Regions from separate parts of the Mus musculus genome. Here region 2 is linked to region 1. The links are chromatin contacts, found by Hi-C or POLR2A ChIA-PET in ENCODE. All regions are on one chromosome and are shown on one strand. Each heading gives the region's core, a stretch centred on a gene start or an enhancer-like site at or near the end of the contact. The rest is flanking DNA. Distances are from core to core; before and after follow the strand shown.

Region 1 (4,040 bases), core at 632-3,131:
TTCAAAAATAGAAAATAAAAGCAGAGTGTGGTGATACAAGACTTTAATCCCAACACTCCAGAGGCAGAGGCCAAACAAATAAACCTCTTCCGATTCTGAGACTGTTATTCTAAAATACAGCAGGGAAAATACTTATGTTTTGAAGAAAAAGAAGTATAATAGGGGAATGATTTGAGTCAAAATACATTTGCTCATTGACATGAGATTATAAACATAACCCTTCTTAATCTTAAAATCTTAAGGGCAAAGAGTGGGTTTGTTTTCATCTTTAACTTTGAAAAGCATATAAGAATAGTTATATCAAATCTACAGGCACTAAAATATATGAGATGACAAGAAATCATTTTCACCCTTGTCATTAATCAACAATTTGAGACCGAACATTATAAAAATAAAAGCTTGAATTTGGTAAGAGAATACCTACTACTTGGCACTGAATTGACAGTGGAAACAGCATACAGAGCAAATGTATTGGCAGGCAAGAACAATGGCAGAGATTAAATATACAAGACAGAGCCCAAAACAGACTTATTCAGGAAGAAAATGTACTAAACTGCCAATTTTGCAACATTAAAGAATACCAAGCGTAGTGGGGAACATGTCTAATCCTAGCACTTGGGAAACAGAGGCAAATGCATCTCTATGAGTTTGGGACAATCTTGCATGCATAATGAGTTCCAGGTCAGGCAGGGCTATGTTGAAAGACCCATTGCTAGAAAACAAGAAGGGGGGGGGGGGGCGGAGAGAGAATCACCTGTGTGGCAAAGGGGTTGCAAGCTTCCCATTGTCTGCTGGTATCTTCTACTTTCATCTTCTGCCACCTCGTTGATGTCAGAATAGTCCACAGCATCCTCTCTACTCCTAATCCATCCTATGGATAAAAAGGGAGACGTCTCAAGAGAAAGCAAGTAATTATCACTTCCTTAGAAAATCCCCACTGAAAAGCGTACAACAGGCTAATCTCCTCCCCCCACCCACACTGTCCTCCCCATGGCCCACACTTTACCTTCATCATTTACCAGGGCACCATCACTCCCGGACAATTCTTCATTTGCTGTGAGTTCAGTGATCAGGCTGCCAAGACCCAAAGCCCCCAAGCCCGCAAGATGCTTCTTGCACTCCTGAAAAGGGGACAGCATGAGGGTCGAAAATAACAACTAAACCTGAAGGTCCTACACAAGTATATTTCCCTTGCTCATAACAAAGTCACAAATCCATCTGAGAAATTATTTCATGAAGTGCTGCTCAAAGAAACATCACATTCAAGAACTATATAGGAAATCTGCTAAATTCCATACAGATCAGTTCCGAACAACACACGTTCCATCCGTAGTCCTGGCTTTGGAGCCATTAGGATCAGCAAAAGCCAGAAAAAGCAGAGTTCCAAGGGTCTTTAAGAAGGCCTTCCACAGTGGCGGTTCTGATAACCTTACTAGAGTTAACTATTATCTTTCCTACCAGGCAAGGAGAATGTTACCTTCGAAGCCAACACCTCAGCATCAGTGACTGACACTTAAGACTTTTCCTCTTCGTCCTTCCTCCGAGTTGAGCCCTCTCGCGCTGTCTCCAGTTCTCCCTAGCCACAGCACCCGCCGCCCCAGGCCCACGACTCACGTCATCCAAGACGCTTTCGCCTTCCAACTGCCCTGCTCCATTGATGTTGCCGAACAGGAACCCAGTTAGAGAAAATGGGCCTCCACCAGCCGACTCTTCGTCGCTGTCTGTGTCGGACATGACGACGGAAGGGCTACCGCCACCCTTGTCCTGCAGCAGCCCAGCCCACCCCGGGCCCATGGGCGGGAAAGAAAAAATACGTCAGTCGCACACGGGTGACTTGCAGCGCTCCCTGACCCAACCAGAGGCTACCGGAAGTTGAAAAAAAGGGGGGAAGGATGGGCCGTCCTACGTGATCCTTTGATGTCGGGATGGCTACTTCCTTTGATGTGTTTGATTGGTCCGCCCAAGATCAGGCTGGATAACTGGAAGGTGATTGGTCAAACAAACCAGTCCCGCCCATCAACTGCGCGGGTCCGTTCTGGTTGCTATGGTAAGAGCGGCAGATTTTTCTCCAATAAGAAAGTAGATCTGAGGCGGCGTGACCTACGACCTCTGGAAACCGCGCGTCACCGGCTACAGTACACACTACACAATAATGATTTGAGCCGTCTTTTCCGGTTTGTGCCGTTCCCCAAAGGAACATTACTATGAATTGTGATAGGGGGACGACTGCTACTTACTTATTTTGAATTTACATTTTCCCATGGTAAAATGTTAAGCTTAGTAAAATGAGCAACCGAAACTTCAAGATTCACAAACATTAAACATTTTCATAGTTTTTTTAAGCGCACATATGATTCCCAGCACTATATATATATATATATATATGTATATATATATATATATATATACATACACATATATGCATATATATGTGTGTGTGTATGTATGTATATATGTGTGTAAATGTGTAAAAGCATGGAGAGAAGAAAGAAACCGAGTGGGAGAAGGGGGGGGGGGTTGAAGAGGGGAGAGAAAGTGAAAGAGAGACAGAAATATACAAGGCTGGGATACAGCTCACTGGCCAACATAGATTCAATTCCCTGTACTTAAAAAATAACCTTATTTTGCCAGGAATGGAAACCTGAGGTAGAAGTGTCTCTGAACCGGGCAGTGGTGGCGCACGCCTTTAATCCCAGCACTCGGGAGGCAGAGACAGGCGGATTTCTGAGTTTGAGTCCAGCCTGGTCTACAAAGTGAGTTCCAGGACAGCCAGGGCTACACAGAGAAACCCTGTCTCGAAATAACTAAAAAAAAAAAAAAAAAAAAAAAAAAAAAAGAATTGTCTCTGTAAGACCAGCATAGTATACATAGTTAAGCTCCAGGCTACTAGGGGAAACCCTATCTTTAAAAAAAAGTTTTTTAAGTACTCTATATATTTGTGTAAATAGACATATTGAACCAGTGAGGTGCCTCTGTAGGTAACATATCTGCCACCAACCCCGGAGCCCCATCCTGAGGACATATTTCATGTTTCAGATCACCATGGTGGCACACAGACTTGTTTGAATTGGAGCATCTTCACTGTGGCCAAACCGAGGATCTGTTCAGAGTTCCTACTTTGCATTTTTTGTGCCTGTTTGCTTGTTCATGTTTAGTTTGTTCTGAGGCAGAGTCCCACTTAAGTTTCCTGGGCCAGGCCTTGAATTTTCCATTCTTTGCTTCCCAACTAACTGAAATTATAGGTCTCTGCCAACAAGTTCAGTCGTGCGATTATATTTGATCACCTCTCTTTAGTATATACATGGGGACATTTTCTTTTTTTAAGATTTATTTTTGAAATGATCTGTATGTGTCTGTGCACGGGTATATGCACTGAAGTGCAGTTGTTCACAGAGGCCAGAACTGTTGACTGCCTCTGGAGTTGGAGCTGCTTGATGTTGAGTAGTAGAAACTGGATTCAGGAAGAACAGGAAGCTATCACAGCCCTGGCTGTCCTGGAACTCACTTTATAGACCAGGCTGGCCTCGAACTCAGAAATCCACCTGCCTCTGCCTCCTGAGTGCTGGGATTAAAGGTGTGCGTGCGCCACCACTGTACAGAAAGCTCTCGCACTCTTTATTCTATATGCCTTGGCTTGCCACTGTCAGATACCCTGGAACTGCCAACTACAGACAGTTGTGAGCTGCCATGCGTGTGGTGGGAACTGAACCCTGTCTCAAAAAACAAAATAATGATGATGCATTAAAACTCATACTCTGCCCCTTCCTAATTTAAGATTTACTTATTTTTATTTTGTGTGTATGAATGTCTTTTTTGCATATGAATGTTTTGTTGAATATGTTTGTGCACTGTGTGTGTACCTGGTGATTTCAGAGGCTAGAGGAGGCCATTGGATCCTCTGTAACTCGAGTCACAGACAGCTGGAAGTTGTCCTGTGAGTTCTGGAAAGTGAACCCAGTTTCTTTGCAAGAGCAAGCACTCTTCACCGCTGAACCTTCTCTCCAGACCCTTTCTCTTTTTGTGTGTTTTGCTTGTTTTGC
Region 2 (4,040 bases), core at 455-2,954, 420 kb before region 1:
CTTACACTGAGGAGCCTCAGCTGCTTAAAGAATCAAGTTTGGGATTCTCAGCCAAAACGTCTTGCCATCAGAGTTATTGATAGAGGGCAAGAGACCACTGTCCAAGCTCATGTTTTTCTTAGGAACATAAGATTCAGTCTGTACCAGTTCTAACTGGATGAGTGCCAGTGTGTGTGAATTGTAATGGAAGCATTCCAAACGCCAAGCACTACTTTGGACGGTGAAACTATGGCTGGATTTTTATTTTATTCTTAGTACAAAAGTGTTGACTTGTTTTCCTACAGCAAAATTGTGCTAGTATAAAGATCTGTAAACAACAAAGCCTTTATTTTGAAATACAATTAATACAAAAAATAAACCTCATGACAAAACACAAGTACAGACTTTCATGTCATAGATAATTTATTCTAGGGGAGTTTGAGGGAAGACAGAGTGAGGGGGTGGGGGGGGAGAGGAGCACGGAAAATAGGCAAGTTTGTAATCTGAAGCCGAGCTAAGTCAGAGGTCAGAAGCTCTGGCCAGGCCCTAACCTATACACTTGGGCTCATTTCTGGAAGCACATTTAGATTCAGAGCCAGGTCTCTGCTTTTCTCCTTGAATGAGGGAAGGGAGGCACAGGGAGGTGAGGATGGAGACCTCTATTTTGCCAAGGCTCTTTTCTCTCTGTCTTAATCTCCATCTGGCTAACATCTTCATCCTGGACTCTTCTGGGTCCCATGTACTCTCCTGAACGTCTCTAGCATTCCCTGGACAAATGAGTGTCTATTGTGTGTCAGTAACTGTTGTGTGCTCCCAGAATGCATCAGCGACCAAAACAACTCAGTTCCAAGGTGCAGCATGAAGCTCTTGCATGTATTTACTTAGGTGTCCCGGGTCAAGCATAAGCTGTTTTCTGCTAAGGATCATTGTTTTAACATTTGGTTCTCTTCCTTCTCTGCACTGTGACTGGCTTTCAAACATTGTGAAGATGTTCACAGTGAATGAATGAATGAATGATGGTGCTTAAGTTTGGGTTTGGGGATGTTGCTCAGTTGAATAGCACTTATCTATTATGCACAAGGCTCTGGGTTCTACCCTGAGCAAAAGCTCAAGGACACACACACAGAGCAATTTCAAGACAAAAAAAAACACGACGACAGTGGGACGTTGGTCACCGATAAGTAGAGCACGTTCTCTTGCCCTGCATTACTGTCAGCTCAAATCTTAGGCCACTTTCCTCAAGTGGCAATCATCAGAGGAAAGAAGGTTGCAGGCTAAGTCCCTTGGGCAGATCCATTTTGAAAAGAGGTAACCCGCTCTATCAGGGACCCTCTCTAAGGAATGGATAATGCTGCTAACTTTAGACAGCTTAGGCTAAGCAAGAAAGGCATTCTCCTTCGGTGGGTAGGGGGATCCACTGCCCCATCACTCTGTGCAGGGATGAATCATTCTGAAGTACACTTCCTTTCTCTTAAAAACAGCAAGGCTGCCCTGGCATTCATTCCCCCATTCGCCCCGCCTCTGGGCTGCTGTTCATCCCTCCCAGCCAGAGGCAGCTCCAGCCTTTTTTGTTTGGCTTGCCAGCAGCTGCACAGCAGCGCCCTCTGCCGCCCGGCATCAGGCTTTCATGCCGCCCGTCCGCCCCAGGAGCGGGGAGGAGCAGGGAGCTAGGCGGGGGCTGTGCTGCGCCAAGCAGCCTCCAGTTCCGGAGGTGCGCGGGGACCATGACTCACCGCCCGCCGCTCTTGCCGCCTCCGCACGCGCCTGGTGACGCGCGGAGCTGCACAGAGCTGCTCTGCTCACGCAAACCAGCCGGGGCACACTTGGCCTGCTCTGCCCTCCTGGGCCCCAGTCCTGTATGAACCCCAGCATTATTCACCCCCCCCCCCACACACACACCAGAACCTCGCGTCGATTCATTACAACTTCTGATGGGGATAGAGACTGAGGACCAGGGGAAGATGGGGGCGAAGGCAGGGAACAAACCGCTAAAGAATAGGGGAGGGGCTATATGACTCAGTTATGTGTGACTCCAAAGTTCAGGTGAGATGGGCTTTCCACAGCATCAAATTGCACCCCTCCTCCACTCACACACACCAGACACACTCAGGAAGGGTCAGTTAAACGATGATGTCATAAAGGACTTTGAAATTCAAGCATTATAGCAAACATTTACCATTTCAAAATTAAAAGCTGTAAAATAGCTCCTAATGAGAAAGGCAGACAGGTGTGGGGCTTGAGTGTGTGAAATGCTTTGAGTTAAGGAGCGGGACACAGAGCTGGGCATAGTGACACATGCACTTGGGAGGCAGAGGCAGGCAGATCTCCTTGAGTTTGAGACCAACCTGGTCTACAAAGTGAGTTATAGGACAGCCAGAGCAACATAGTTAAGAATAATAGTGAGACTGTTTCTAAAGCAAAGCAAAACAAGACCTAAGCATGGGAATAGGAGCAGGAGCTGTGAGTTAGGAATGTGCACCAGAAATTGGAACAGATGGGAGAGAGAGAGGCAACTAAGATGACCCTGGAACCTTGGCAGGATGTGCAGTTGAATCAAGTGCATGACATGGACATGGCTCTGGGGTTAAGAAGGATTTACTAGTAGATCAAAAAGTTATGCAGTTAAAGTCCACATCGCCTTTGCACCCGCCTCTGGTGTTTGCCACTGCCTGTTTTATTTTCTTTATTAGTAATATATTGCTTGTTTCCTTAGACTGTAAGAAACACAGATCACAGCCTGCAGCTAAGGTCCCACCTCTGCTTTGGAGACAATAAACATGCAGAAGAGAATCCAGATTTGTGAGGGCACGGCCTATCCTCTGGGCTGAATGGAACATAGGTAGGCACAGCACTGCTTGCCCAGACAGCATTTGTGGAAGCCAAAGAAACCCTAATCCAGGTCCTACTGTTCCCTTTGAGGAAAGTGTGGAAAGCTGTAGCTAACGACTGCTTCCCCGTGATGCTGAAGGTCTTTGTAGACCTAAGGTTTGACCCTGAGAGAGCCTGATGAATCATTCAGACAGCTCCAGCCTGAGCCAAGCATCGAGGTCCATTTGGTTTCCATGTGGGTACCTGTGGCTAGTAGCACCACCGAACGGACATGGTGCTCTAGAGCCACAGAAAAAAAGTTAGACATGAGTAACCTTTCATGCTTCTGCATCCACTGGTATTCCCACCCACCCCACCCACCATGACTTTCTGTCAGCCTGAGCTCTACCTAGAAAGGCACCACCCCACCATTTCCTGACAGTGTTTAACTAGGTATGCACGTGACTACATCTTCTTTTTCTTTGTGATCAGGAAAAGAAGGTATTGTCTCTATTCGTGGGTACTACTGAAAAACAGACTAAGCGTTCACGGCCTGTTAAAGATTTAAAATAAATATTTAACTTCAGGAGTCTGAAGTTCAGGCCTTCACAAACAGACACAAATAAGGGGAGGGCGTAAGTCAGGGAGGTGAGTTCTATGTGTTCTTTAGCCCTGGCTCCCTTTCTTGCAGGCTTTGGTGGTCTTTGTAAAGGAGAAAAACATTGCACGAAGGAGGAAAAAAAATGTCTGGTCTCCTTAAAGCAGTCTATAAGCTCACTACTATTCCAGCTAAATTGCCACAGAAATTATTCATTGGATTCAACAAACTCATTCTAAAGCCAGGAAGCATGCAAAGAGAATGCTAAAAAAAACACTTTAGAGAAAATAAAGTGAAAGACAATTCCCTATACAAAGTATTAAATCCAGAGTACTTAATGGATTGTGGTATGGACATAGCAGTAGGCATTTAGAGTGCAGTGGGAACTGCACACTGATAACTGGGATAAAGTGAACGAGGCTTTAAAAAAAGAGTATAGACTTCCAACTCTACTGTATTAGGGATAGACGAATAGACTTGAAAATCTCTGCACTGAGTTCTTCCAGTGTCATCGGCCCCTTCTGGTGGACAGTTTTGGAACAAGAACTAAGTTTTCATGGTGTAAATGGGTTCTGTGCACTATTTTCTGCCTACCTCCTAATGATTTTAGGATTGCCTCTTTCTTCATGGGGGCAGGGGTATCATTAGAGTAGCG

What was found. A loop is a pair of places that touch in the nucleus more often than their neighbours do. ChIA-PET counts read pairs that join two places held with the same protein, here RNA polymerase II (POLR2A).
Region 2: a loop to region 1 is called in a map of heart, with 2.6 times the contacts of the local background. The contact joins the enhancer-like site here to the promoter of Taf1 in region 1. A Hi-C loop is called at or near these places in 1 of 37 maps with a recorded cell type or tissue (heart). POLR2A ChIA-PET finds 5 or more read pairs at or near these places in 1 of 5 experiments (Patski).

Annotation. Positions count from the first base shown.
Region 1 is chrX:101,530,576-101,534,615 of GRCm38, reverse strand. Taf1 (TATA-box binding protein associated factor 1) reads right to left here and starts at 1,881. Exons shown (of 39, transcript NM_001290729.1): 1 at 1,615-1,881; 2 at 1,007-1,121; 3 at 755-871. The coding sequence starts at 1,794.
Region 2 is chrX:101,951,960-101,955,999 of GRCm38, reverse strand. All of the region lies in intron 1 of Nhsl2 (NHS-like 2), which reads right to left. Among named protein-coding and RNA genes, the nearest start is that of Gm25828, 41 kb to the right of the region's middle. Within about 2 kb of position 1,704, at least 1 of the 3 ENCODE cell types and tissues checked has a DNase peak (open chromatin) inside an H3K27ac peak, as active enhancers do; it is heart, where a contact is called at or near this core.